3 separate regions of the Homo sapiens genome follow, and regions 2 and 3 are each linked to region 1. Evidence: chromatin loops called from intact Hi-C (ENCODE). Cell type or tissue: heart right ventricle. All regions are shown on one strand. Each heading gives the region's core, and the rest is flanking DNA. Links, peaks and the distances in the headings are about the cores only.

Region 1 (10,358 bases), core at 1,829-6,828:
ATAGCAGCCTGAACAAACATTTGGAGACATCTGCTCTCTACCCAGGGCTGCTCCCACCACAGGGCCTTTGCACATGCTGTTCCCACTCCTGGATGCTGTTCCCCACATCCCTTCCTCCTTACTCCCTAAGGGGTTCCTTGATCATCCCATTGAAAAGTTGCTTCTGCGGCCAGGCTCAGTGGCTCACGCCTGTAATCCCAACACTCTGGGAGGCTGAGGAGGGTGGATCACCTGAGGTCAGGAATTCGGGACCAGCCTGGCCAACATGGTGAAACCCCGTCTCTACTAAAAATACAAAAAGTTAACTGGGCATGGTCCCATGCGCCTGTAATCCCAGCTACTTGGGAGGCTGAGGCAGGAGAATCGCTTGAACCCGGGAGGTGGAGGTTGCAGTGAGCCGAGATCGCATCACTGCACTCCAGCCTGGGCAACAAGAGCAAAACTCCGTTTCAAATAAATAAATAAATAAATAAATAAATAAATAAATAAATAAAAGTTTCCCATCTCATTTCCTGCCCTTATTTTTCTTTGCAGCATTCCCACCACCTGCACTTGATATATTTTCCCGATGGATTCTGCCTGTTGTCTGTTTCCCCAACTACAGTGAGAGGTGGGGGGAGGGGGGGCTGGGATTTTTGTCTGTTTTATTCACTGCTGTGTCTGTGGTTCATAGTACCTGGTATACAACAGGAACTTCATAAAGGCTTACAGAGGAAATGAATGAGTCTTTCCTTATAGGTTCATAGAGATTTATAATTTCATTTTCAGAACTTTGTGGCATGCTAGGATGGATGAACTGAACTGTTACTAATGTAACCAATCCTTTAAGTTATTTCCTTTTTTTTTTTTTCCTTCTTCTTGAGGCAGAGGATCACTCTGCACTCTGTCACCCCAGGCTGGAGTGCAGTGGCACGATTTCAGCTCACTTCAACCTCTGCCTTCCAGACTCAAGCGATCCTCCTGCCTTAGGTTCCCGAGTAGCTGGAACTGTAAGGATGTGCCACCACTCCCAGCTAATTTTTGTGTGTGTGTATATCTATCTATATATATATATAAAAATTTTTTTTTTTGGTAGACATGGGGTTTCACCATATTGCCCAGGCTAGTCTTGAACTCCTGGGCTCAAGCGATCCTCCTATCTTGACCTCCCAAAGTGCTGGGATTACAGGCATGACTCACTGTGCCCGGCCCATTTTATTTTTTTTCATGTAACAAACAATGCTGCAATGAATCACTTTGAGCCTGGAGCATCTTTTTGCCTTCTCTCTCTCTCTCTTTTTTTTTTTTATATGAAGTCTCGCTCTGTCACCAGGCTGGAGTGCTGTGGCGCGATCTAGGCTTACTGCAACCTCCAACTCCCTGGTTCAAGTGATTTTCCTGCCTCAGCCTCCCGAGTAGCTGGGATTACAGGTACATGCCACCACGCCCAGCTAATTTTTTGTATTTTTGGTAGAGACAGGGTTTCACAGCGTTGGCCAGGATTGTCTCAGTCTCCTGACCTTGTGATCCGCCCACCTCAGCCTCCCAAAGTGCTGGGATTACAGGTGTGAGCCACCACGCCTGACTTTGCCTTCTCAAAAAAACAAACCTGCAACATACACACAACATAAAATTGAACATTTTAGCCAATTTATTTATTTATTATTATTATTTTGAGATGGAGTTTTGCTCTTGTTGCCCAGGCTGGAGTGCAGTGCCGTGATCTCGGCTCAACTGCAAACTCTACCTCCCAGGCTCAAGTGATTCTCCTGCCTCAGCCTCCCAAGTAGCTGGGATTACAGGCATGCGCCACCACACCCGGCTAATTTTGTGTATTTAGTAGAGATGGAGTTTCTCCACGTTGGTCAGGCTAGTCTCAAACTCTGGACCTCAGGTGATCCGCCCACCTCAGCCTCCCAAAGTGCTGGGATTACAGGCATGAGCCACCGCGGCCGGCCCAGCCATTTATTTTAAATTATTTTTTAGAGATAGGGTCTTGCTCTGCTGCATAGGCTGGAGTGGAGTGGCACAATCACGGCTCACTGCAGTCACAACCTTCTGGGCTCAAGGGATCCTCCCACCTCAGCCTCTGAAGTAGCTGGGACTACAGGCTGAAGCCACCATGCCCAGCTAATTTTTAAATTATTATTATTATTATTATTATTATTATTATTGAGATGGAGTCTCGCTCTAACGCCCAAACTGGAGTGCAGTGGCATGATCTCAGCTCACTGCAACCTCTGCCTCCTGGGTTCAAGCGATTCTCCTGCCTCAGCCTCCCTAGTAGCTGGGATTACAGGCACGTGCCACCATGCCCAGCTAATTTTTGTATTTTTAGTGGAGACGGGGTTTCACCATGTTGGCCAGGCTGGTCTGGTACTCCTGACCTCGTGATCCGCCCACCTTGGTCCCCCAAAGTGCTGGGATTACAGGCATGAGCCACCACGTCCAGGCTGAGCCACATTTTTTTATTCGTTAGTCAGTTCACACTGTAAACATGCAAATATTCAGGCAGGGATTCCCAGAAGTGGACTTGCTGTGTCAGCAGGCACATGAGTTTATCATTCCGGTGGCCTGTGCCAGGGTGCCCTCCACCAGTGCTACACCATGGACGCACCCCACAGCCTGGCTGGCACAGAATGTCATTGCATTGTTGGATTTTTGCCAATTTGATTGGTGAAGACAAACAGTTTGTGATTTGCAGTTTTCTTATTAAGTGTGAACTTTTTTTTTTTTTTGAGACAGGTCTCACTCTGTTGCCCAGGCTGGAATGCAGTGGAGTGATCTTGGCTCACTGCAGCCTCCACCTCCTGGGTTCAAACAATTCTCCTGCCTCAGCCTCCTGAGTAGCTGGGACTACAGGCACATACCACCACACCTGGCTAATTTTTGTATTTTTTAAAGTAGAGACGGGGTTTCACCATGATGGCCAGGCTGGTCTCGAACTCCTGGGCTCAAGCGATCTGCTCACTTCAGCCTCCCAAAGTGTTGGGATTACAGGTGTAAGCCACTGCACCTGGCAAGAATGAGCATCTCTGGACATGTTGAAAAGCAGTTTCCCGCTTTTTCTTCAAGGTCTCCGTTCAAAGCCTTTGACCATTTCTTGGAGTTTGGCGATGTGAAGGACAGAGGCCGAAAAGAGGGGAAAACGTGGGGGAGTGGACTCCCAGCCTCCCAGATCCCGGAGAAGCCTCTGTGCATTTGACAGCTGTGGACATGGTGTCACACGCAGTTAAGGTGGCACAGTGAGTCGGGCTGGCATAGGTTGTACCTGGTCCACCTGACACCAGGTTCAGGTGAGGCCTTCTCCCAGCCCACCCCTCCTCAGTATCATTTTTGTCACTACTACCCCTCCAGTCTGCCTCAGGCCCCCATCTGCTTCTGGGACCTCAGCCTCCTCCCCAAGTTGCCCACCCCAGACACCAGGCTCACTCCAGAGGGACTTCTTGAGCCAGTGCCCCTCTGCCCACGCACCTGCCTTGGCTCCACATGGACCTCTTCCCCCACCACCAATTCCTTCTATCCTCTCCACTCCTAACCATGCTATCCCAGCCAGCTACATTTTCCCAAGCTGCTGGGAGCCCTCCTCACTGTCCCCTCCAGCATAGAGGTGCCACTGTGCAAGAACTCAGTGGGAGAGGCTTGGAGGAGCTTGGAGAGCCAATGATAGGTTTGGGGAATCTTAGTGAACTCCTACTCATGCGTTGAAGCCCCAACTGTAATGCCTCCTCCTCCAGGAAGCCTTCCAGGACCCTGTCTTTCCCTCTGGACCTTCCTTAACTGCATGGGACTAGGAGTGTCTATGTCCAGCTCTGTCCTCTCTTAAGATAGCTCCTTGAGGACCTGGTCAGGGCTGAGGCCTCTTGGGGGCCCAGCGTGGGTGATGCTTGTTGAATGAATAAATGACTGCATGAGCTGGGAACCAGCCAAGCTGAGATCAAGAAGCGAGTTGATGAGGTGGCAGTCGGTTGGGGTGCTAATAGAGGACATGAAGTCACTGGGTTCTAGCAAGAGGGAAGCGGGACTCTGGTCCACCCCTCCCTCTTGCCCTCCATCCACCTCTGGTGAGAACCTTGAGGCCCTGCAAGGGGGCGGATCTCTGTCTTCATTCTTCCCCTCTGCACTCCACCCAGACACCAGTTCCTCTTCCCCCTGAGTCGCTGGGTGCAGAGCCAGAGGAACGCCAGCGACCCCAGCAGCGCTGCGGACGGTGCTGGCCGTGGCCGCTGCGGCCCCCGTGTCCAGGTGGGCCAGGACGCAGCCTCTGGGCGCCGTCGCTTTTCCAGCATCGCAGAGGCAAAAGCGTGGCAGTGGGACCCAAAAGGTAGGACTGAGGCTCTAGAACTTGCACCTGTGCAGGGACTGCAAACCAGACCTGGGAGGACCCTTTCAGCAGCCCCCACTCCACCCTATCCCAGGACTTCCCAGCGACCCGCCGTTCTGGGAGATACCGGGAGCGTGATCAGGGGGCGGGGCCGTTTCCAAGGCAACCGCTTATTTGCATAGGGTCCCGTCCTGGCCAACGAGGGCGCCCCAAATGTTCAGGACATAGAAGAAGGGGTTAACTGGCCCGGATCTCCTCCTCGCCTTCCAAGCCCGCTAAGCACTGGGGTTATCTACCCATTCCCCAGAAGGGGAGACTGAGGCAGCCCACCAGCCAAAGGAGGCGACCAGACTGGGGCTGCGTTTTACCATTTCAGAAGCGGCTTGAGCTGGTCTGAGCTATAATAATAAACACTGGCGGTGGAGGCGAGGGCGACCACAGGGCTGAGGTCAGGGCTAGGATTCCGGTGTCTCTACGTAGGTTGCTTGAATGGGGGGCACCCTGGCATGGACGCTGCTGTTGCCGCTGCTGCTGCGGGAGTCAGACAGCCTAGAACCGTCGTGCACCGTGTCCTCCGCGGATGTGGACTGGAACGCGGAGTTCAGTGCCACGTGCCTGAATTTCAGTGGCCTCAGCCTGAGCCTGCCTCACAACCAGTCTCTGCGGGCCAGCAACGTGATTCTCCTTGACCTGTCTGGGAACGGCCTGCGAGAGCTTCCAGTGACCTTCTTTGCCCACCTGCAGAAGCTTGAGGTCCTGAACGTGCTACGCAACCCCTTGTCTCGTGTGGATGGGGCGCTGGCCGCCCGCTGTGACCTTGACCTGCAGGCCGACTGCAACTGTGCCCTGGAGTCCTGGCACGACATCCGCCGAGACAACTGCTCTGGCCAGAAGCCTCTGCTCTGCTGGGACACAACCAGCTCCCAGCACAACCTCTCTGCCTTCCTGGAGGTCAGCTGCGCCCCTGGCCTGGCCTCTGCAACTATCGGGGCAGTGGTGGTCAGCGGGTGCCTGCTTCTTGGACTTGCCATCGCTGGCCCTGTGCTGGCCTGGAGACTCTGGCGATGCCGAGTGGCCAGAAGCCGGGAGCTGAACAAACCCTGGGCTGCTCAGGATGGGCCCAAGCCCGGTTTAGGCTTGCAGCCACGGTACGGCAGCCGGAGCGCCCCCAAGCCCCAAGTGGCCGTGCCATCCTGCCCCTCCACTCCCGACTATGAGAACATGTTTGTGGGCCAGCCAGCAGCCGAGCACCAGTGGGATGAACAAGGGTAAGTAAGCCACTGAGACACCTGCCAAAGTGGTGAATAATAAGGCTCCACACCCAGATGGCCGAGGTTCAAATCCCAGCTCTGCCGCTTGAAGGCTGTGGGATCTTAGGTGAGTAGCTTTACTTCTCTGAGCCTCAGTCTCCTCACCTATAAAATGGGGAGAGGACTGGACATGGTGGCTCACACCTGTAATCCTAGCACTTTGGGAGGCCAAGGCAGGCGGATCACTTGAAGTCAGGAGTTTGAGACCAGCCTGGCCAACACGGTGAAACCCAGTCTGTACTAAAAATACAAAAATTAGCCAGGTGTGGTGGCGGGCGCCTGTGGTTCCAGCTACTGAGGAGGCTGAGGCAAGAGAATCTCTTGAACCTGGGAGTCAGAGGTTGCAGTGAGCCAAGTTCATGCCATTGCACTCCAGCCTGGGTGACAGAGTGAGACTCCATCTCAAAAATAAAATCAATAAAATAAAGTAAAATGAGGGAGAATTACAGCCCCCATCATAGTGTGTTGGGGTAAGAATTAAGTGAGTTCCCATATATGGGACAAACTTCCCCCCCTTATGACCTGTAAACCCAGTTTCTGGCGGCCAAGGATGGGGAGACAGGAGGCAACTGCTTGAGCGGAGTTGGGGCTCCGCGGTGGCGGTCAGCAGCATAGGCCCAGGTCCCATGTGACCCAAGGCTGTCTCTGAACCTCCATTTCTGTCTCCATAGAGTGGGGACAGCCCCCCATTTCCCCATGACACACATGAGATACTAAAGAGGTGCCCTACAAAGTCCCATCACCACTAGATGATTTTTTTTTTTTTTTTTTTGAGATGGAGTCTGGCCCTGTCATCCAGGCTAGAGTGTAGTGACACGATCTCGGCTCACTGCCAGCTCCGCCTCCCGGGTTCATGCCATTCTCCTGCCTCAGCCTCCCGAGTAGCTGGGACTACAGGCGCCCGCCACCACGCCAGGCTAATTTTTTGTATTTTTAGTAGAGACGGGGTTTCACCGTGTTAGCCAGGATGGTCTCGATCTCCTGACCTCGTGATCCGCCCACCTCAGCCTCCTTAAGTGCTGGGATTACAGGTGTGAGCCACCGCGCCCAGCCGACATTTTTTTTTGAGACAGTGTCATTCTGTCGCCCTGGCTGGAGTGCAGTGGCACCATCACAGATCACTGCAGCCTCAAGCTCCTGGCCTCAAGTGATCCTCCTGCCTCAGTCTCCAGAGTAGTTGGGACCACAGGCACATGCCGCCGCACCCAACTAATTTTTGTATTTTTCATAGAGACGGGGGTCTTGCTATATTTCTCAGGCTGGTCTCAAACTCTTGGCCTCAAGTGATCCTCATGTCTTAGCCTCCCAAAGTGCTGGCATTATGGGTGTGAGCCACCGCCACCGGCTTCTGGATGATTTTGCTGGGCTTAGACAAATGAGTTGAACTTTTCTAGGTTGGTGTGGGGTGCGGTGGCTCATGCCTATAATCCCAGCACTTTTCGAGGCCAAGGCGAGGTCAGATCACCTGTGGTCAGGACCTCAAGACCAGCCTGACCAACATGGTGGAACCCTGTTTCTACTAAAAAATACAAAAATTAGGCCGGGCACGGTGGCTCATGCCTGTAATCCCAACACTTTGGGAGGCCAAGGCAGGAGGATCACGAGGTCAGGAGTTCGAGACCAGCCTGGCCAATATGGTGAAACCCTGTCTCTACTAAAAATACAAAAATTAGCCGGGCATGGTCGTGGGTGCCTGTAATCCCAGCTACTTGGGAGGCTGAGGCAAGAAGAATCACTTGAACCCAGGAGGTGGAGGTTGCAGTGAGCCCAGATCGCACCACTGCACCCCAGCCTGGGCGACAGAGCGAGACTCCGTCTCAAAAAAAAAAAAAAAGAAAGAAAGAAAGAAAAAAAGAAAAGAAAAGCTTTTCTAGGTTGGAAAAGGGAATGGAGGGAATTTCAAGGGGTGGGACCCTCAGGGGCAGAGACCCAGAGGTGGGAAAGAACAGAGAATTTGCTGTGAATGGTTTTTGAGAAGGGATGACTTGAAAGCTGAGGCCTGAGGGGAACAGGGAGGGCCAAGCAGGAAGGGGCCGCGGCCATGGCTGTGTTTGGGCAGCAGAGTCCGTGCCAGGAGGTGGGGAGGCTATCGGAAGGCTGTTGGTGAGAAAGGAGAAAATATGCAAAGCAGATGTCAACATGGCTCAAAAGCAGAAATGGTCTGAGGCAGGGTGTTGAAGACACTGGACTCGCAAAAGCAGCTTGTGCTCTGATGTTCATCTTGGCCTCCCTGTCCCCGAGGCTTCCGGATCAGCCTCCTTTATGTACTGGCCTCCAGAAACACTGTGTTTAGAATTGACTGTGTCATTTCCACCCTGCATCTTACAGTTACAGACATGGAGGCTCTGGGAGGCAGGGAAATGACTTGTCCAAGGTCACATAGCCAGTCAAAAAAGGCAGGACACAAACCCTGCGTCCCAGACCTGTTCGTCCCCCTACAACCACTTAGGGGTTGGTGGGCAATTCGTACTAGAGTATAATTGACTGATAGATGCTGTTAACACAAAGTAGCCCTTTTGCCTTTTTTTTTTTCCCGCTCTGTCGCCCAGGCTAGAGTGCAATGGCATGATCTCGGCTCACTGCAACCTTCACCTCCCGGGTTCAAGTGATTCTCCTGCCTCCTGCCTCAGCCTCCCGAGTAGCTGGGATTACAGGCGCCCACCATCACACCCGGCTAATTTTAGTAGAGACGGGGTTTTGCCATGTTGGCCAGGCTGGTCTTGAACTCCTGACCTCAGGTGATCTGCCCACCTTGGCCTCTCAAAGTGCTGGGATTATAGGCGTGAGCCACCGCACCTGGCCCAGTGGCCCTTTTTACAAGAGGAGCTGGGTTGGAATTAGAATGTTCAGGAGGCAGGAAAATTCTCTGGAGGTCTTGCTGACCATAACAAATATTCCTAAGTAGCTACCTGCTCCTTGACCAATTCTATAGATGCAGAAACTGAGGCTCAGAGACTTGCTTTTATATATGAGGGCCACAAAGTCAGTTGCTTCAGTGGTGAAAACATTTCCCATCGGAAGGAGCACAGAGTGTGGGTGCAGCCACTTGTGTGCATGTGACTGACGTGGCCAGAGCTTCCGATTTTTCAAGAGGAAACAAAAATTTAGATTTTAATGTAATAATGAACAGCTACCTCAATTTCTGTTTTTTTTGAGACGGGGTCTCCCTCTGTCATCCAGGCTGCAGTGCAGTGGTGTGATAACGGCTCACTGTAGGCTCGACCTCCTGGGCTCAAGCGGTCCTCCCACCTCAGCCTCCCGAGGAGATGGGACTCCAGGCACACGTCACCACGCCTGAATAATTTTTTAATTTTTTGTAGAGATGGGGTCTCACCCTGTTGCTCAGGATGGTCTCAAACTCCTGGCCTCAAGCAGACCTTCTGCCTTGGCCTCCCAAAGTGCTGGGATTACAGGCATGAGTCACCGCGCCTGGCCGCTATCTCATTTTTAAGGAAGGAAAAAGGGTTCAGGGTCCTCAGACCGCAGCGTTACACCCACAGAACCTTCCCTAAATCACTGCCCTCCCGCAGCCTCCTCAGAGAGAGGTGGGGTTGGCTAGGAGTCAGAACGCTAGCCCGTGCCAGTTTCCCCATATGTAAATATTCGGGGTGGACTGAGCCACTCTGAAGCTTTCTTTTTTTTTTTCCTTCTGAGATAGAGTCTTGCTCTGTCTCCCAGGCTGAAGTGCAATGGCACGATCTCGGCTCACTACAACCTCTACCTCCTGGGTTCAAGTGATTCTCCTGCCTCAGACTCCCGAGTAGCTGGGACTACAGGCCTGTGCCACCATGCCTGGATAATTTTTGTATTTTTAGTAGAGACGAGGTTTCATCATGTTGTCCAGGCTGGTCTTGAACTCATGATCTCAGGTGATCCACCCACCTCAGCCTCCCAAAGTGCTGGATTACAGGCGTGAGTCAGAGCACCTGGCCCACTCTGGACTTTCTCAAAGCTCATGTGCCTGTCCCCTGAGTCCTCCCCCTCCCACACTTACCCCTGGTCTGTCTGTCCCCCCAGGGCTCACCCTTCAGAGGACAATGACTTTTACATCAACTACAAGGACATCGACCTGGCTTCCCAGCCTGTCTACTGTAACCTGCAGTCACTGGGCCAGGCCCCAATGGATGAAGAGGAGTACGTGATCCCCGGGCACTGAGCCTAAGATGTCCTAACCTCCACCCAGAACCCCTTCAGTCCCTGCTGGGTGACTCAGGGCGTCCTAACGCCTCCATGGCCTCAGTTTCCCCATCTGAAGAATGGGTACAGGAAAGGATTGTCCTTGAGGCCCCAGGAAGCTCTGCCGCCCCCTCCCTGTCCCTCATGCCGCTCCTCAGCTCCCTCAGCTCCTAGAGGGGGAAGAGGAGAGACCCCCAACAAGGGGACAGGACGGTCACTGTGCCAATCCTGTCATCACCCTCCTGTGGATGTACAGGCAGTGCTCAATAAATGCTTCGAGGCTGATGAGGCTGCTGGCTCAGGGTGCGTGGGTTCCTCAAGGTGGGGATTTCTGAGTTCTAAGACCAAGTCTCCATCTGAGACTCCCAAATTGCTCCCCACCTCCCATCCCTGTTTTTTTTTGTTGTTGTTGTTTGTTTGTTTGTTTTTGAAACTGAGTGTCACTCTGTCACCCAGGCTGGAGTGCAATGCTGCGGTCTCAGCTCACTGCAACCTCCGCCTCCTGGGTTCAAGTGATTCTCCTGCCTCAGCCTCCTGAGTAGCTGGGATTACAGCACCCGCCACCATGC
Region 2 (10,358 bases), core at 1,995-6,994, 130 kb after region 1:
CTGCAACCTCTGCCTACCGGGTTCAAACAATTCTCCTGCCTCAGCCTCCTGAGTAGCTGGGATTACAGGCACGAGCCACCATGCCGAGCTAATTTTTGTATTTTCAGTAGAGATGGGGTTTCACCACGTTAGCCAGGCTGGTCTCAAACTCCTGACCTTGTGATCCGCTCACCTCGGCCTCCCAAAGTGCTGGGATTACAGGCATGAGCCACTGTGCCTGGCCTACTTTTCTGTATTTTTAGTAGAGACGGGTTTCACCATGTTGGCCCGGCTGGCCTCGAACTCCTGACCCCAAGCAATCTGCCCACCTTGGCCTCCCAAAGTGCTGGAATGACAGACATGAGCCACCGTGCCGGGCCAATTTGCCTTTAACACTTTATTCATCAGCTTTATTTACCTATTCATCCAAACCTTCATCTGTCTTTCCAACCCATCTACCATTCACTCATCGACTGATTCATCCATTCAGTATCTAGTCCTGTATCTATCTGTCCATCCAACTTCCAATCCACTCACCATTTATCAGTCAAGATGCCCCCCCCACCCAATACCTACCCATTCACAGCTTGGAACCAAGCTCTATGACTGAGATGGGGACACAGAAATGACTCTGTCTTCTAGGATTCACAATCAATGGGGAGAGGCAAATAATCTCCCCCACCACACTTCTCTCTCTCTCTTTTTCAAACACACACACACACACACACACACACACACACACACACACACAGAGGCAAACAGGAAATTTCCAAAACATTGTGATCAGTGCTAAACCCAGGGTACATCCAAGATAAAGTTTGAAAAGCAGGCCGGGCGCGGTGGCTCACACCTGTAATCCCAGCACTTTGGGAGGCTGAGTCAGGTGGATCACCCGAGGTCGGGAGTTCGAGACCAGCCTGGCCAACATGGTGAAACCCCGTCTTTACTAAAAATACAGAAAAGTAGCCAGCCAGGCATGGTGGCGTGCACCTGTAATCCCAGCTACTCGGGAGGCTGAGGCAGGAGAATCGCTTGAACCCAGGAGGCGGAGGTTGTGGTGAGCCAAGATCACAGCATTGCACTCCAGCCTGGGCAACAAGAGCAAAACTCTGTCTCAAAAAAAAAAAAAAAAAGAAAAGAAAAAAGAAAAGCAGGTAAGTGGTCGGGCATTCAGGTGTCATACACTGTGTGCCAAGATGAAGTGGCCGTAGGGTGATGAGAGGTGGATATAAGGATGGCAAAGACCACTTGGGAGAGGGAGGGATGGAAAAAGGGAGGCGGAAGATCGCAACGTGCCAGGAACAAGATCTGGGCCTGGGGGGCCAGTGTCCACCCCAGCCAGGAGACCTCTTGTTTGCAGGACCTGCTACACCCTGACCACCCCCTGCCGCCCCCACAGGCAGAGCTGACCTGTCCGGTAATCAAGGCAATGCAGCCGGCCGCCTAGCTACAGTTCACGAGCCAGTTGTCACCCAGTGGGCGGTGCATCCTCCAGCCCCCGCTCACCCCAGTCTCCTGGACAAAATGGAGAAAGCGCCTCCACAGCCCCAGCACGAGGGCCTCAAGTCCAAGGAGCATCTTCCGCAACAGCCTGCCGAAGGCAAGACGGCGTCCCGCCGCGTCCCACGCCTCCGGGCTGTGGTCGAGAGCCAGGCCTTCAAGAACATCCTGGTAGACGAGATGGACATGATGCACGCCCGTGCAGCCACGCTCATCCAAGCCAACTGGAGGGGCTATTGGCTCCGGCAGAAGCTGATTTCCCAGATGATGGCGGCCAAGGCCATCCAGGAGGCCTGGCGGCGCTTCAACAAGAGACACATCCTTCACTCCAGCAAGTCGTTGGTAAAGAAAACGAGGGCGGAGGAGGGGGACATACCTTATCACGCCCCACAGCAGGTGCGCTTCCAGCATCCGGAAGAGAACCGCCTTCTGTCCCCGCCCATCATGGTGAACAAGGAGACCCAGTTCCCTTCCTGTGACAATCTGGTCCTCTGCAGACCCCAGTCGTCCCCCCTCCTGCAGCCCCCAGCAGCTCAGGGTACCCCAGAGCCCTGTGTGCAGGGTCCTCATGCTGCCAGAGTCCGGGGGCTGGCCTTCCTGCCACACCAGACGGTCACCATCAGATTTCCCTGCCCAGTGAGTCTGGACGCAAAATGCCAGCCATGCCTGCTGACCAGAACCATCAGAAGCACCTGCCTCGTCCACATAGAGGGTGACTCAGTGAAGACCAAACGTGTAAGTGCCCGGACCAACAAAGCCAGGGCTCCGGAGACACCATTGTCCAGAAGGTATGACCAGGCAGTTACGAGACCATCCAGAGCCCAAACCCAGGGCCCTGTGAAAGCAGAGACCCCCAAAGCCCCCTTCCAGATATGTCCAGGGCCCATGATCACCAAGACTCTACTCCAGACATATCCAGTGGTCTCCGTGACCCTGCCACAGACATATCCAGCGTCCACGATGACCACCACCCCACCCAAGACTAGCCCAGTTCCCAAAGTAACAATAATCAAGACCCCAGCCCAGATGTATCCGGGGCCCACAGTGACCAAAACTGCACCTCACACATGCCCCATGCCCACAATGACCAAGATCCAGGTACACCCCACAGCCTCCAGAACTGGCACCCCACGGCAGACATGCCCTGCGACCATCACGGCAAAGAACCGACCTCAGGTTTCCCTTCTGGCTTCCATCATGAAGAGCCTGCCCCAGGTATGCCCGGGGCCTGCGATGGCAAAGACCCCACCCCAGATGCACCCGGTCACCACCCCAGCCAAAAACCCATTGCAAACATGTCTGTCAGCCACAATGTCCAAGACTTCATCCCAGAGGAGCCCAGTTGGGGTGACCAAGCCCTCACCCCAGACCCGCCTGCCAGCCATGATAACCAAGACCCCAGCCCAGTTACGCTCGGTGGCCACCATCCTCAAGACTCTGTGTCTGGCCTCTCCAACAGTGGCAAATGTCAAGGCTCCACCCCAAGTGGCGGTAGCAGCCGGAACTCCCAACACCTCAGGCTCCATCCATGAGAACCCACCCAAGGCCAAGGCCACCGTGAATGTGAAGCAGGCTGCAAAGGTGGTGAAAGCCTCATCCCCCTCCTATTTGGCTGAGGGGAAGATCAGGTGCCTGGCTCAACCACATCCGGGAACTGGGGTCCCCAGGGCTGCAGCTGAGCTTCCTTTGGAAGCCGAGAAAATCAAGACTGGCACCCAGAAACAGGCGAAAACAGACATGGCATTTAAGACCAGTGTGGCAGTGGAAATGGCTGGGGCTCCATCCTGGACAAAAGTTGCTGAGGAAGGGGACAAGCCACCTCACGTGTATGTGCCTGTAGACATGGCTGTCACCCTGCCCCGGGGACAGCTGGCTGCCCCACTGACCAATGCCTCATCCCAGAGACATCCACCCTGCCTGTCCCAGAGACCACTGGCCGCCCCGCTGACCAAGGCCTCATCTCAGGGACATCTGCCCACTGAGCTGACCAAGACCCCATCCCTGGCCCATCTGGACACCTGTCTGAGCAAGATGCATTCCCAGACACATCTGGCCACAGGTGCCGTGAAGGTCCAGTCCCAAGCGCCTCTAGCCACCTGTCTGACCAAGACGCAGTCCCGGGGGCAGCCGATCACAGACATAACCACGTGCCTCATCCCAGCGCACCAGGCTGCTGATCTCAGCAGCAACACCCACTCCCAGGTGCTCCTAACAGGGTCCAAGGTGTCCAACCACGCCTGCCAGCGCCTCGGTGGCCTCAGCGCCCCACCCTGGGCCAAGCCAGAGGACAGACAGACCCAGCCACAGCCCCACGGACACGTGCCGGGGAAGACCACTCAGGGGGGACCATGCCCGGCAGCCTGTGAGGTCCAGGGTATGCTGGTGCCGCCGATGGCACCCACCGGCCATTCCACATGCAACGTTGAGTCCTGGGGAGACAACGGAGCCACACGTGCCCAGCCATCAATGCCCGGCCAGGCGGTGCCCTGCCAGGAGGACACGGTAGGCTCCCTGCTGGCCTCCTTGTGTGCTGAAGTAGCTGGTGTGCTGGCATCCCAGGAGGATCTCCGCACTCTGTTGGCCAAAGCCCTCTCCCAGGGAGAAGTCTGGGCAGCTCTGAACCAGGCCCTGTCCAAGGAGGTCCTGGGTGCCACTGTCACCAAAGCCCTGCCCCAGAGCATGCTGAGCATGGCGCTGGTGAAGGCGCTGTCCTGGAGTGAGCTGCGCCTGACCCTGTCCCGAGCCCTGTCCCGGGGCGAGCTGCGGGCGGAACTCACCAAGGTCATGCAGGGTAAATTGGCCGAGGTGCTTAGCAAGGCTTTGACGGAGGAGGAGTGGGTGGCTCTGAGCCAGGCCCTGTGTCAGGGTGAGCTGGGTGCTCTCCTGAGCCAGTCTTGGTGTCGGGTGGCCCTGAGGACTGGAACCATCCTCCCCAAGGCCGCCTCGAAATCAACAGGAAGCGGGGTGACTAAGACGCCGGCCCTGGTGAAGGTGGCCTGCAGGAGGAGTCCATCGGCCGCATGGGGGCCCTCCCTGGGCCCCGTGAGACCACAGACCAGCAAGGTCAGGGATTCCCAGGTTGGGATCTGGGGTTGTTTCACCATGGGCCAACCTGCCGGGCCCTTGGAGGAGATGGGGGATTGATGGGGCCATCTTGTGGGGGTCACCCTGCTTATCTGTGGTCACTGTGGGAGCCTCGGTGATGGGTAGCGTCATCACCAGCATTCACCAGGGTCCCCTGATCACTGGCCTGTATCCCATGCTGTCCCGGGAGATGATGGAGTCCAGCAGGGACTTCTCCTCAAACCTGGATTTGAGCCCCAAGTTCCAAAAGGAAGAAGCATGCCCGACCCTGGAGCCTGGCACATTGGCATCAGATTTTAACCCCGAGGGGAGTGGGGAGGGCCCCAGTTTGCTCAAGCTGTCCCACATGCAGCCACCCCCGAGTCTGTGGCAGCCTCTCATTGCCAACTGTGTGGGCCCAAGCATGAACCAGCCCTCTGTGATCTATGGCACAGCCCCGAGCTGCCACAGGCCACATGTGGTCAGCAGGGTGGCCTCTTATCTATCGACCAGGGAGGGCAGGGTGGCCTCGGGTAGGCTTCCTTGCAGCGTGGGTGGTGGGAGGGCTGCCCATGTTCACCAGCCTTACCTCACCTGTGGGGGCCTGCCTTGGTGTCAGTCCTCAGGGGTACATCGTGGTCTCTACCAACCCTTAGTGGCCAGAGGCCAGCAGCAGGCATCCAGGGCTTCCAGGGAGAGCCTGGGGAGGAGGTATCAGCCCCCAAATCGCAAACAGGCCCCCCCGGGTACTAGGGAGGTGATAGACAAGGGGGCCCCAAGTCCCTTGCAGGTCACCATGGTGACCAAAACTCAGGCATCCAAGACTCATGGTCTGTTTCAAGCTTCCCCCGGCAGTGCATTGGCTCAAGTTCGTCCCAAGACATCTGTCTGTGGACAGGGGAGGAATCGAACACAGGGTTCTGTGTCTGCCCTGCTCTGCCCCCAGAAGCTAGCAACAGACCACCAGCCATCCATCCTCGGTGAGCCAGTAGGTGGTTTGCCACAGGATCGAGACGGTGACCTGGCCAGGAGCTTCTCCCAGGGCTTTGTGACCTACAGTCAGGAGAACAATTCCGAAAGCTCTCTGCAAAGTTCTAGTTCCCTCAGCCTTTCCACTATGTCTGTGGCCAGCCTGCCTGCCGTCAACAAGATAGATGAGTCACGGGAAAGCAGTTTAGAAGGGGACCTTGCGGTGAAGTCTGTTTTTCCTCCGGAGTCCATGGGGACACTCCAGAGGTTTAAGGATACGCAAGAGACTGAAACCGGCTATAGGTACATGACCCTACACTTCCCCTACCGGCCCACTCCAGCCTCGGAGAAAGTGCCCAGTTTCCAACACAGCTCAGTGTCTAACTGCTTGACCTTGCGTGTTCACTGGGGCTCAGAGGCTGAGATCCACAAGTTCTCCTTAGGCAAGAGCTCTGTGAATCTGATTGAGGTGTCCCAGGCAACCGTCAAGACAGAGCTGAGGAGGACTCTGTCTTTAGGTACTGTGGTCTCCACTGCATATAAGCCACCATCTGTGGCCAAGAGCTTGGCCCCAATTGTGTCCCAGGCTACACTGGCCAGTAGGGTAGCCCCAAACCTAGGCCAGGCATCAGGGTTCAGTAGGCTGGCCCCAAGCCTATCCCAGCATATAGCATCCAGTAAGGTATCCCCAAGGCTAACCTGCCCATCTATGGGTAATTGGGTGACCCCAAGGCTACCACACTCCTCTGTGCCTAATAGAGTGACACCAAGACCAGCACAGCCATCTGTGGTGACTAGGAGGTCCCCAAGCCGAGGACACCCATCAAGGACCTTTAGAGTGGCCTCAGACCAAGGTCACCAATCAATGGCTAACTGGGGGTCCCAAAACCTAGCCCAGCCATCTATGGACAGTGGGGAGCCCTCAAGCCTAGCCCAGCCATCTCAAGCCCCTGGGGTAACCTCAAATCTGGCCCAGCCATCTCAAGCCTTTGGGGTGTCTCCAAGTCCAGACTACCCATCTCAGTCTGTTGGGGAGTACCCAATGCTGGCTCAGCCATTTCAGCCCACTGAGGTGTCCCCAAGTCCAACCTACCCATCTCAGGCCATTAGGGAGTACCCAACCCTGGCACAGCCATTTCAGCCCACTGAGGTATCTCCAAGCCCAGCCCACCCATATCAGCTCACTGAGGTGTCCCCAAGTGCAGCCTACTCATATCAGCCCACTGAGGTGTCCCCAAACCCAGGCTACCTATCTATGGCCATTGAGATGTCCCCAAGCCCAGAATACCCATCTGTGGCCACTGAGGTGTCCCCAAGCCCAACCTACCCATATCAGCCCACTGAGATATCCCCAAGCTCAGGCTACCTATCTGTGGCCACTGAGGTGTCCCCAAGCCCAGGCTACCCATCTCAGCTCACTGAGGTGTCCCCAAGCTCAGGCTACCTATCTGTGGCCACTGAAGTGTCCCCAAGCCCAGACTACTCATCTCAGCCTACTGAGATGTCCCCAAGCTCAGGCTACCTATCTATGGCCACTGAGGTGTCCCCAAGCCCAGGCTACCCATTTCAGCCCACTGAGGTGTCCCCAAGCCCAGACTATCCATGTGTGGCCACTGGGGAGTCCCCTAGCCTTGCCCAGCCATCTCAGCCCACTGAGGTGTCCCCAAGCTCAGCCTACCCATCTGTGGTCACTGGGGAGTCTCCAAGCCTGGCCCAGTCATATCAGCGCACTGAGGTGTTCCCAAGCCCAGCCTACCCATTTATGGCCACTGAGGTGTCCCCAAGCCCAGGCGACCCATCTGTGGTCACTGGGGAGTCCCCAAGCCCAGCCTACCCATCTCAGCCCACTGAGATGTCCCCAAGCCCAGCCTACCCATCTCAGCCCACTGGGGAGTCTCCAAGCCTGACCCAGCCATCTCTGACCATCAGAGTGTCCCCAAGCCTAGCCATGTCATCTCAGACTATTGGAGTGTCCCCAAGCCTAGCCATGCCATCTCAGACCATTGGAGTGTCCCCAAGCCTAGCCATGCCATTTCACACCATTGGAGTGTCCCCAACCCTAGCTCACCCATCTATGGCCATTCGGGAGTCTCCAAGCCTGGCCCAGCCTCCTCAGTCCACTGGGGAATCCCCAAGCTTGACCTGGCCATCTCAGGCCACTGGGGTGTCCCCAAGTGTAGCCCACCAATCTGTGGCCAGTAGGGTTTCCTCAAGCCTAGCCCAGCCATCTCAAGCCAGTGGGATGTCCCCTAGACAAGATTACCCACCAGTGGCCTCCAGGGTGTCCCCAAACCAAGCTCACGCATCTATAACCAGCAGGATGTCCCCTAGCAGAGCTCATGCATCTATGACCTGTATGGTGTCCCCAAGCCAGGTTCATCGATCTATGCCCAGTGAGGTGTCCCCAAGCCTTGCCCAGCTATCTCAGGCCACCACTGCAGTGCCCTTAAGACCAGCTCATCAACCTATGGCCTGTGGTGTATCCCCAAGCCTAGCCCAGCCGTCTCAAGCCACAGGGATGTCTTCAAGGCTAGCCCACCAACCTATGACCTGTGTGGTGTCCTTAAGCCCAGCCCAGCCATCTCAAGCCATTGGTGTGTCCCCAAGCCTAGCCCACCCATCAGGACCCCATGGGTTGTCTCCAAGTCTAGCTCACCCATATGTGGCCAGTGGGGCGGGCTCCAGCCTAGCCCACCCATCTCAGACCACTGCAGTATCCCCAAGGCAAGCCCAACCATCTGTGGCCTCCAGTCCAGGCAAGACAAATTCATCCTGTACCCTAGCCTCCAGCCTAGCCGAGCCAGCTATAGCCCCCAGCCTATTCCCACCATCTGTGGCCCACACGGAAGCCCTAAGCCTGGCTCAGTCACCCCCGGACACTAGGTTGGCCCCAAGCCGATCCCAGCCATCTGTGGTCAGTGGTACATGTCATGGCCTCAATGAGCCATGCTGGGGCTCTAGGCTGGATTCAAATCTGCAGTGTTCAAGGGTGGACTCAGTAGCCCCGTGTCTGTGTCACCCATCAGCGTTTGTTTCAGTTAGCCTGGGTGGACCATATCCCTCTGTGGCTGGAAATATGGACCAGGGTCTGAACCAGCCATCCCTGGGTACTGGGGTGAACCTATGTGAAGAACCTCTGATGGTTAGTGAGATGGTATCCAGCCCCCCGGACTTCAAGTTCAACGACGTGTCCCTTGGGTTCCATCATCCACCCAGGGTTGGTGGGAGGCATGTGTGTCCACCCTCTGTGGTTAGTGTTTCAACACCAAATCTCTCTCATGCTGATGAGGAGGCCTGTTGTGTAGGCCAGTGAATCACGCCTCTGTTCAGGGGTGTGGCTGTAAGCCATCCCCAGGAGCCTTTGGCTGATGCTATGTTCCCCAGTGGGTCTCAGGGGACCACATCTCCTGGCCTAGCTGGGAATCTCCCCTGGAGAACCATAGCAACTGGCATGGGCCAAAGTCAATGTCAGGTGGCCAATGGCATGGCTTCCCTTGCATCCCAGGTCTTAGAGGCAGGTGGCCCTTTGACACATCCCTCTGGAACCACAGGGATGGCCCCCAGCCCCTCTCTGGCTTCAGTGCCCAACAGACTGGCCGTGACTCAGTCTAATCTTTCCCTGAACAGCATGGACCCCAGCAGCTCCCAGATCAGTGTGGTTATTCCAAAAAACATAGACTGCTGGCACCCTTCTGAGGCATCCATGGTCCCACCCAGTTACCAGCAGAGAGATGTGATTCCGCAGGACTCTCTGAAGAGCAGGGCTGGTCGTGGTGCGGCAGGAGGTTTTGTAGCCAGTAGAATGAGCACGGGCGCAGTCCCAGGCACTCTGCCTGGTGGCATAACCTCCAGCCTTCCCCCGGGCTCCACCATCCGAGGCATGGGTCACAGCCTTCCCGCAGGCTCTGTGTCCAGTTGGGTGGCTCCCAGTCTGATGGCAGACAGAAAGAAGCCAAGTCTATCTGTAAGACCCTCCGCTAGCTTAGCTGCTCCAAACTTGCTCCCAGGTTCAGTAGTGAGTCGGGTGAGCCCAGTTGTCCCCCTGGTTCTGTGCCAATGATGGGGGCCTCTAGTGTGGCTCAGAGCTGCTCCAAGGGGCCCATGGTGATTGACATCACTGCCCCTCCTTACCTCAAAGCCTGGCTGGGGAGAGGTCTTTAGCCCCCTTGCAGATGCCCCACACCACCAGTCTGGCTCCAGGTCACTCCTCAGCCCCGGCAGCTAGTGGCACAGTGAGGAGTCTACACCGAGTGCCCACGGTTCTATCAAGAGCCTTACAATTGAGCCAAGATGCTAGGATAATGCCATCTGGGGTCACAGGGGACCAAGCCAAGCTAGGAGAATTGGATGAGGCTGTGTTCCAAGTGTCAGGATCAAGTGGATCCAATGACCTATTCAGCAAAGCCAGGGTCACTGGTGCAACCCAGTGGATGTACTCCAGTCCTCTGGGAGCTGATGGGGGCCATGATCATAGGTCCCTGTCTGAGAAAGGGTCTCTTCCCCAAGGGAGGTGGCTCCCAGCCATGCTAGTGGCATGGTCCCTGTCCCTTTCCAGGCCCCGGGTTTAGCCACTAAGTCCCCCTCAGTTTATCAACAGGGGTCTGTCACTCACGTCATACCCCCAAATCACTCTCAGGGTACAGTGGCTTCTAATGTAGTCTCAGGATCACCCCAGCTGGCCCGTGGCAGTACTGAGGCTTTCAGATTGCTTTCAGTGTCTGTGGGCAGGATGGGGAATCCTAGTCTTCTTCAGAGGTCAGGGACCACCAGCATGGTCTCACATGTGCCACTATATCCGTCCTCGGCTAGAAGGGCATTGTCCAGTCCCTTCCAGACAGAAGCTGTCC
Region 3 (9,455 bases), core at 1-5,000, 190 kb after region 1:
GGACACGCTGGAGGACAATCGAGAGTGGTACCAGAGCAAGATCCCCCGAAGTCCCTCAGACCTCACCAACCCCGAGCGGGACGGGCCTGACAGATTCCAGTTTGAACTGACTCTGGAGGAGGCAGAGGAAGAGGATGAGGAGGAAGAAGAGGAGGGGGAAGAGACAGCTTTAGCCAAAGAGGCCTTGGAGTTGCCTGACACTGAACTCCTGTCCCCTGAAGCCGGCCCAGACCCTGGGGACTTACCCCTCGACAACCAGAGGACTTAGGGCCAGCCCTGCGTGAACTGCAGGGGCAATGGATGGTAAAGCCCTTTGGCTCTTGGCAGGCAGACTTTCCAGGAAGAGGCTCCATGTGGCTCCTGCTTCACTTTCCCACCCATTTAGGGAGACAATCAAGCTCTTAGTTATAGGTGGCTCCCAGGGTCTAATTGGAGGCACCTGGCTGGGGTCCACTCTGACCCTAGACTTGCCTAAAAGAGCTCTCTAAGGGGCAGCCTCTTACGATGCCCTGGTGTCTTTCTCCTGGGCTTCTATCCCTGTGAGGAGAGGTGCTGTCTGCTGGAGCCTCTAGTCCACCCTCTCCAGTGGTCACTCTTGAGTCACATCTGTCACTTAATTATTTCCTTCTTTATCAAATATTTATTGCTCATCTACTTCGTGCCAGCTTTCTGCCTCTGTAGTAGCCCTGCACAAAGGGTGGGGAGTCAGGAGACCATCCCAAAGGCATCTCCCTGTCTTCCTCTACCAAGCGGCTCTCTGCAAGAGCATGGAAATGTGAGTGGGGAAAATTTTCAGCACCAAAGCTTCACTCATACCCAGTTTTGTTTCTGAAACTACGGTAGGGGGCAGGAAGAGGAGCAGAAAAGAAGGGCTGGGCAAGGCATAGTGGCTTATGCCTGTAATCCCGGTACTTTGGGAGGCTGAGGTGGGAGGACTGCTTAAGCTCAGGAGTTTGAGACCAGCCTGGGCAACATAGCAAGACCCCCACCATCTCTGAAAAAAAAAATTAGCCAGGCATGGTGGTGTGCACCTGAGAATCCCAGCTACTCAGAAGGTTGAGACAAAGGGGATCGCTTGAGCCCAGGAGTTGGAGGCTGAAGAGAGCTATGACTGCATCACTGCACTCCAGCCTGGGCAACACAGCAAGATCCTGTCTAAAAATAAAAAGAAAAGAGAAGGAAAGGAAAGAGACGGGGCTCTGAGGCCGAGCACAGTGGCCCATGCCTATAATCCCAGCACTTTGGGAGGCTGAGGCAGGTGGATCACCTGAGGTTAGGAGTTCGAGACCAGCCTGGCCAACATGGTGAAACCCCATCTCTACTAAAAATACAAAAATTGGCTGGGCATGGTGGCGGGTGCCTGTAATCCCAGCTACTGGGGAGGCTGAGGCAGGAGAATCACTTGAATTCAGGAGGTGGAGGTTGCAGTGAGCCGACATCATGCCACTGCACTCCAGCCTGGGCGACAGAGCAAGACACTGTCTCAAAAAAGAAAAGAAAAAAAAAAAAGCCGGGCCAGGTGGCTCACGCCTGTAATCCTAGCACTTTGGGAGGCTGAGTGGGGGTGGATCGCCTGAGATCAGGAGTTCAAAATCAGCCTGGCCAACATAGTGAAACCCTGTCTCTACTAAAAATACAAAAAATTAGAGGCTGGGTGCGGCGGCTCACACCTGTAATCCCAGAACTTTGGGAGGCCGAGGCGGGTGGATCACGAGGTCAGGAGTTCAAGACCAGCCTGGCCAACACGGTGAAACCCCATCTCTACTAAAAATACACAAATTAGCTGGGCATGGTGTTGGGTGCCTGAATCCCAGCTACTCGGGAGGCTGAGGCAGGAGAATCGCTTGAATCCGGGAGGCGGGGCTTGCAGTGAGCCGAGATCGTGCCATTGCACTCCAGCCTGGGTGACAGAGCAAGACTCCGTCTCAAAAAGAAAAAAAAAAAATTAGCCAGGCATGGTGGCAGGTGCCTGTAATCCCAGCTACTTGAGAGGCTGAGGCAGGAGAATCGCTTGAACCCGGGAGGTGGAGGTTGTGGTGAGCCGAGGTCGCGCCACTGCACTCCAGCCTGGGCAACGACAACAACAATAAAAAGAGGGGGCTCTGTGCCCGGCATGTCTCTGAAGACTGATTGAACCTATGCACCAGTTGTTGCTTTAAGTCGCTTTATTTTCTGTCTTTGGTGTCTCTGGATGTAGGAGCCCCCTGCTTTCTCTGTCCGCAGAACTCCATACTGGGTCCCCTACGTGTTCCTCCTTCCCTAGGACAGCAACAAAAACACACAATTTTCCCTCTCTAGCAGGTCTCTAAGTCTCCTGATTCCTGAAACTGCCTCAGACTCCCCCTAGAGGGAGGGAGGCCCCTGAGGCTTTCTTGCCATCATAGCCTCTTCTGGGCCTCAGTTTCCCCTCTGTAACCTGATCCTAGTACTTGGATAAACTCCGACGAGGTGTGGGGGGTTGTTGTCTGTGACCTCCCTGAAATATCTTAGACATTTGGGGTACTGAGCATTTATCTGGGGTTAAATAAAATCTTTACATCTTAAGACATTCGATTGACCAAATTGAGTGTCCTGGCCATTTCACTGATGAGGAAACTGAGGCGCAGAGAGGTCCTCTTGCCAGCTCAAAGTCAAGCATCTGGGCGCCCAATGTTAGCCAGCGGCACCCCCTGGTGGCGGGCGTGGGAGACACGGCGGGGCGCGCTTGTCGGGGGTTGGGGGGTGGGTCGGAGGGGTGGCATCCTCCAGCCCTGATGGTCCCACTTACCGCACCTCGCCGGGAAGAGCTCGTCCTGCTGGTCGGGCCTCCGAGCGGACTGGGCAGCACCATGCTCAAGCCTAGGGTTCGATCCCCGCCTCCGGAAGCCTCAGTATCCATCCCTCCCCTCTGCCTCCCTCTTCGCGTGCCTGAATATTTATACAAGATACAGGCGTCATCACAGCCGCCCTCGGCTTCCAGAGCAGCTGGCTTCGTTCATAAATATTATAACCACTCAGAATTCATCATCATCACAGTTAATGATAAAATTCCACAGTGCCAGAACTAAAAGTCATCCGGGTTCACGAACTTGGTGCATTTCCTTCCAGACTTTTAAAAAGAAGATATTTAGGGAATTTTTTTTTCAAGATTTTTCCCCCCAGTCCGCTTACAAAGTAATACCATGTTCGCTGTAAAAAATTTGGAAATAATGGAAATGTATAAAGAAGGAAATAAAATTCTGCTGTATCTCCACCCATGGATTATCTGCAGTATTTTGACTTATTTCCCTCTAGTTTTTCTCCATCTGTTATAAGATATTCATATTTTTGGCTGGGCGCGGTGGCTCACGCCTGTAATCCCAGCACTTTGGGAGGCCGAGGCGGGCGGATCACGAGGTCAGGAGATCGAGACCGTCCTGGCTAACAGTGAAACCCCGTCTCTACTAAAAATACAAAAAATTAGCCGGGCGTGGTTGCAGGCGCCTGTAGTCCCAGCTACTCGGGAGGCTGAGGCAGGAGAATGGCCTGAACCCGGGAGGCGGAGCTTGCAGTGAGCCAAGATCGAGCCACTGCACTCTAGCCTGGGTGACAGAGCGAGACTGTCTCAAAAAAAAAAAAAAAATTCATATTTTTTTCTTTCTTTTCTTTTCTTTCTTTCTCTGTCTTTCTTTTCTTTCCTTTTCCCTTTCTCTTTCTTTCTTTCTTTGCGTCTCGCCTTGTCGCCCAGGCGGGAGTGCAATGGTGTGATCTTGGCTAACTGCAACCTCCGCCTCCTGGGTTCAAACGATTCTCCTGCCTCAGTCTCCTGAGTAGCTGGGATTACAGGTGCCCACCACCATGCCCAGCTAATTTTTGTATTTTTAGTAGAGACTGGGTTTTCACCATGTTGGCCAGGCTGGTCTTGAACTCCTGACCTCATGATCCGCCTGCCTCGGCCTCCCAAAGTGCTGGGATTACAGGCATGAGCCACTGCACCCAGCCCTAGAATATTCATATTTCTTATAAATGAATATTCATATGTTCTCCTTCAGTTTGAGCCAAAGGCATTTGTCCCTCTCCTCTTACTGACTGCATCTGCTCTGGCCACACTGCAAGCCTGGTCCCACCACAGGGCCTTCAAACAAGCTGTTCCCACTACCTGGAATGCTTCTCTCTCAGCCCCCAGCCTCACCCATTAGATTTTTGTTTTTATTTTTGTTTTAGACAAAGTTTCGCTCTTGTTGCCCAGGCTGGAGGACAATGGCGTGATCTTGGCTCACTGCAACCTCTGCCTCCCGGGTTCAAGCGATTCTCCTGCCTCAGCCTCCCAAGTAGCAGGGATTACAGGCGACCGCCACCATGCCCGGCTAATATTTAGTAGAAATGGGGTTTCACCATGTTGACCACGCTGGTCTTGAACTTCTGACCTCAGGTGATCCACCCACCTCGGCCTCCCAAAGTGCTGGGATTACAGGCATGAGCCACCACACCTGGCCCCCACACTGGGTTTTAAGTTAGTGTCTTCTTCCCCGAGAAGTCGTCCCTGGACCCGTATCTGGGATACTTTTTTTTTTTTTTCTTGAGACAGAGTCTCCCTCTAGCACCTAGGCTGGCGTGCAGTGGTGCCGGTGATCTCAGCTCACTGCAACCTCCGCCTCCCTGGTTCATGCGATTCTCATGCCTGGGCCTCCTGAGCAGCCTCCTGGGACAGGCACCACCACACCGGGCTAATTTTTGTATTTTTAGCAGAGATGGGGTTTCACCATGTTGGCCAGGCTGGTCTCGAACTCCTGACCTCAAGGTCAAGGAGTGATCCTCCTGACTCGGCCTCCCAAAGTGCTGGTATTACAGGCATAAACCACCGCACCTGGCCACATTTTTATTTTTATTTGTCTAGTGTAGACGATAGGGTAGGGATGCAGGGAAGCCTCTGGACTTTCCTCTGAGTGGGACCGGCCTGGAAGCCTAGCCCGTTCTCCCACCAGCTCTGTCTCCCCTGACACAAAGAAAATACCCCAATCCCGCAGCCCCTCCCCCAGCTCAACCATTTCTAATTCCAGAGCCCAATGCTGCTCTGGACAATCAAGGGCTTGCATTCTTTTTAAATTTAAATTAAGTAATTAATTTTTTGAGACAGCGTCTCACTCTGTCGTCCAGGCTGGAGTGTAGTGGCGCGATACGGTTTCCTACAGCCTCGACCTCCTGAGCTCAAGTGATCCTCCTACTTCAGCCTCGGGAGTATTTGGGTCCACAAGCACGCGACACCACATCCAGCTAATTTTTAAATTTTTTGTAGAGATGGGGCCTCCCTATGTTACTCAGGCTGGTTTCCAATTCCTGGGCTCAAGCGATCCTCCCGCCTTGGTCTCCCAAAGTGGTGGGATTACAGGCGTAAGCCTCCGCACCCGGCTATTTTTACTTTAAAATACTAAGTCAGTGACGGAAGCTTCCGCACATTCTCGTGGCTCACTTTTCTCTTCCTGGGGAAAAAAGGCAGGAGGTATTTCCGAGAGAGCCACCCATGTAGGAAGCGTGCCTTTGGGCGATCAGGGAGCTGAGCAACCGAAAAACCTCCCCTCCAAGGAGGCGGCAGGCCAGGGCCTGGACCAGCTGCCCTGGAGCCCCCCACAGAGCACGGACTACCGCGTGGGCGCGGAGGGCAGGGAGAATGGGAGGTGGATTTCTTTTTATTTTTTGTTTTTCTGAATTTTCCCAATTTCTCTGCAGTGGATTGGTGATACTTCTATAGTCCGAGTGGGGGAGGAGGGAGCAAACATGTTACCCTAAAAAGAAAAAATAAATTTCCCAAATGTAAACGGTGCGGGGACGTGGGGGTGGGCGTCCCAGTACTCCCAGGGCACTGGGGGCGGGCTGGGGACTGGGTTGGCGGCGGCTGGGCCTCGAGGCGCTAAGTTATTCTGGTCTCTCGGCGCCTCCGCAGCTGGCGAGCTTTTTATAAACAGGACGAGTCACCCCCCGCCACACACACACGCTCCAGCCCCGCCTACTGGGAGGGGTGGGGGGAGAATCTAGGGGATCAGGACTCTCCTGGGGGCCACACACCCCTGGAGGGTTTGAAAGCTGGAGTAGGGGGAGCAGGAGACCCAAAGTGGGGGCTGGGGTTTCGGGCTCCTCCTCCCTCCCCAAATTCTGACTTCCTTCCCTAAAGATTTGGAGGAATAAAAGATGGACCATCTTAGCTCCCAAAAGGCTCCATCCTCTGAGTTTTGCTTTCCCAGGATGGAGGGAGGGGGTCTCCCAGCCCCCGGGTCTTTGAATCCGAGCTTTGAAGAGCTGGAGGCTTCGGCTCGTGCCCTCCCTGTTTCCCGGGGCATTTACCGCAGGCTTTAAGGGGTTTCCGGGACAGGTCGCTTCTCTGTCCCTGCTAAACCTTTTCTTCGAATTTTCTTCTTGATGACGGGGCGCAGGGAGGGGAGGGGGTTCCCAGAGAGTCCATCAGCCCCTTCCTCCTTTTCTGGGAATGGTGGGGAGGGGAGGCTCTCTTGACCTCTACTTCTTTCTTTTCAAACCTCAGAAACGGGGGAGGGGTGGAGTCTTTACTAGCCCCTCCCTCAGTGGGGGGGTCTTACGCCTCGGGAATGGGACAGGGGTCCCTCTTGACTCCTGTTTATTCTTTGGTATTTATTTTGAACCCCATATATGTGAGGGTATAAAACATCTCTTGGGCCTCGATTTTTCTTTTCTGCAATTGGGAGTCAGGGGCATTTAACAGGGGTCACAGCACCTTGGACTAGACGGTGGCCTCAAGAGTCCCCTACCTGGGGTGGGTGCGGGCGGGTAAGGGAACCGCCCCTCGAAGACCGGGGCTCAGCCAAGGCCTCAGCCTCTCGGCCCTTCAATCTCCCAGATGCCACCATTGGACAAGAGGAGGGCGTAGACAATCTCTGATTGGCTACTTCGCCCGTCGCTCGAGAGCTTAAGCCAGTGAGAGAACGCTGAGGGGCCCCGCCTCCCCGAGGCGGACAGGAGGCGGACGAGAGGCGGAGTCGGCCCCCGCGCCGCTCCCGCCCCTACTGGATGCACACGCTAGGCCCCGCCCCATTTGCACGTCAATCTGCTCAGGAGCCCTGCCCCATCTGGCTCTGCGTGCGTCAATGGGCCACATCTCTACGCGCGGCTCCGCCTCCGGATGGCGTCACGGACTTATCTACATGTGAGGCTCCGCCCCTCCCTTTGCAGGACGTCACGGAGGACTGCAGGGGCCTGAGCCGCTGCTGCCGCCGCCGCCGCGCAGCCCCACATCAACGCACCGGGGTCCTGTCACCGCCACCGCCAAAAAAGTCACCGCCGCTAGGGTCGCCGTTGCATCGGTGCAGGGCAAGGTGAGCTCCTGGGCGGCCGGGTGTGCTCAGGCTCCGAGCACCTGCATAACCTTCATTTGACTGATGGGCTGATGGAGGTGGGGGACGAGGTTGACTAGGGTTGAATGGGGGGAAGGATGCGGCGGTCGCGAGGCTGGGAATGGGTAGGGCCCGGGCGCCCCACTCCTGCCTGATCCTCACCACTAACCCCCCCAACCCCCCTGCTCTGCGGCGGAGGGGGAGGGGAGCCGAGCTCCTTGCGGGAAGCTGTGCGCGCGGGAGGCTTTTGCGTGCGCGTGCGCGTGGTGTGCACACGCGTGTGCGCGCCTGCCTGTGTCAGCGGGTCTGTGTGCACCCTTGCTTGTGTACCTGGATATGCTCGTGTGACGCCGTGGGGGTCTGGGCCTAAGTGTGTGAGCGTTGCACGCGCGTGGAGAAAGACGTGTGGACCGCCTGTGCAGGTATGGCCCGTGCATACAAGCACGGGGATCCGTGTCCGTGTGGGTGATGTGCACACGCCTGCATGGGTGGAGGGGCCTGTGCGCACGGGTGGTTTGCACATTTCTATAGGCGAGTCGGTGTGCAAACAGGTGTCTGTGTCTTTGTCCTGTGCACCTCAGTGCGTTCACACACTCCTGTATGTACGGATGAGCGTGTTTGAGGCTGTGTGCACGTGAGCGTGTGCATGCCCCTCCTGTATCATGTGATGCAGCGGCCTTGGCCGGAGCTCTCCGGCCTGGAGGTTTGCGGGGAGCGGGGGCTGCAGATGCGCGTCCTCGAGGGACCATGCACGCGGTGCACGTGGGGCCGCGCGGCCGGGTTCTGAGGACCATGAAAGATTGATGGGGGGCGGAGCCAGCCGCAGTCACCCCCTCCGGGCTCAGCCCTGGGTTTAGGGTTACAGCCCCACCTGGGGCACCTGCCCCTTGAAGGGGGCTGCTGGGGTGTCCCCATCGGCAACCCTCTGAGCCCCTCCTCTGAAACGCCCAGGATTTCAAGGTCACAGGCTGCCCTCTGCTGGGGGCACCACCAATTAATACTGGGGCTCCTGATGGGATAAGGGTGTCCTCCATACACCGGCCGTTTTCTGGAGCCCTTGCCATCTTCTGCCTGGGCTTGGGCACATGAGGATGGAGAGAGCCCCCCTCACGGCTCTGCTACACCCGGTATCCCCAGATGGCATCCGCCACAGACTCGCGCTATGGGCAGAAGGAGTCCTCGGATCAGAACTTCGACTACATGTTCAAGATTCTCATCATCGGCAACAGCAGCGTGGGCAAGACGTCCTTCCTCTTCCGCTATGCTGACGACTCGTTCACGCCTGCCTTCGTCAGCACCGTGGGCATCGACTTCAAGGTCAAGACCATCTATCGCAACGACAAGAGGATCAAGCTGCAGATCTGGGTGGGTCCCAGCTGGAGGGCTCCCGCCCGGCTCGGTTGGATTCCCGTACTTGGAAAAGCAGCCCCAACCTCGTCTATCTCTTTCCTGACTGGAGTCATTCACTTACACACTGGGCATTTATCAGTAAGGTGCCCACTGTGTACCGGGGCAGAAACAGCACCTGTGTTCTCCCATAAGCACCTAATCCTGGTCCCTCAGTTTCCCCATCTTCAAGTTCTTCCATGTATGAGGTTTCAGCTGGATCTTGGTCCCCATTCTCTTTTTTTGTTTGTTTTTTGAGACAGGGTGGTCTTGCTCTGTCCCCTAGGCTGGAATGCAGTTACGTGATCACGGCTCTCTGCAGCCTCGACTTCCCAGGCTCAAACCATTCTTCCACCTGAGCCTCCTGAGTAGCTAGGACCACGGGCTTCTACCACCACGCCTGCTGATTTTTTTCTTTTTTGTAGAGACAGGGTCGGGCTATGTCTGCCCAGGCTGGTCTTGAACTCCTGGGCTCAAGCGATCCTCCCACCTCAGCCTCTCAAAGTGCTAAGATTACAGGCATGAGCCACCCCACCTGGCCTTGTTAGTTTTAAGAGACAGAGTCTCACTCTGTTGCCCAGGCTGGATTTGAACTCGTGGGCTCAAGCAATCCTCCCGCCTCAGCTTCCCAAGTAGCTGGGAGTACAGGCAAGTGTCAGCTTCCTTTAATTTTTAAACCTACAGTTAAATTCTCTCCATCTTCATCTGGCTTGATTTTTCTCCTTGGTCCTTGTCACTCTCCAATATAGG

The links. Peaks named below come from ENCODE experiments on the same cell type or tissue, not always from the same donor. Only the 100,000 strongest peaks of a DNase experiment are listed, where the experiment ranks them.
Region 2: a loop joins it to region 1, with 2.5 times the contacts of the local background. A loop is called at or near these places in 21 of 110 quality-filtered maps.
Region 3: it touches region 1 in a loop (2.3-fold over the local background); 6 of 110 quality-filtered maps call a loop at or near these places.

Annotation. Positions count from the first base shown.
Region 1 is chr19:18,391,398-18,401,755 of GRCh38, reverse strand. It overlaps LRRC25 (leucine rich repeat containing 25), which reads left to right and starts at 4,134. Exons shown (of 2, transcript NM_145256.3): 1 at 4,134-5,571; 2 at 9,631-10,358. The coding sequence starts at 4,793. The coding sequence ends at 9,769. In heart right ventricle, for the core only: no CTCF peak of the experiment used is centred there; DNase peaks (open chromatin) are centred at 2,561 and 4,051; H3K4me3 peaks cover 1,219 bases; H3K27me3 peaks cover 1,106 bases.
Region 2 is chr19:18,258,547-18,268,904 of GRCh38, reverse strand. It overlaps IQCN (IQ motif containing N), which reads left to right. Exons shown (of 4, transcript NM_001145304.2): 3 at 1,379-4,542. Among named protein-coding and RNA genes, the nearest start is that of CIST1, 8.4 kb to the right of the region's middle. In heart right ventricle, for the core only: no CTCF peak of the experiment used is centred there; no DNase peak of the experiment used is centred there.
Region 3 is chr19:18,201,742-18,211,196 of GRCh38, reverse strand. It overlaps PDE4C (phosphodiesterase 4C), which reads left to right. Exons shown (of 15, transcript NM_001098818.4): 15 at 1-3,232. The coding sequence ends at 268. It overlaps RAB3A (RAB3A, member RAS oncogene family), which reads left to right and starts at 7,155. Exons shown (of 5, transcript NM_002866.5): 1 at 7,155-7,301; 2 at 8,457-8,684. The coding sequence starts at 8,457. It overlaps LOC102725254 (a long non-coding RNA gene), which reads right to left and starts at 6,467. Exons shown (of 2, transcript NR_134910.1): 1 at 6,298-6,467; 2 at 5,634-5,741. RefSeq lists silencers at 5,804-5,863, 6,749-7,138 and enhancers at 6,519-6,618, 6,804-7,098, 7,131-7,913. In heart right ventricle, for the core only: a CTCF peak has its summit at 2,659 (motif pointing left); a DNase peak (open chromatin) is centred at 2,883; H3K4me3 peaks cover 11 bases; H3K27ac peaks cover 361 bases; H3K27me3 peaks cover 1,115 bases.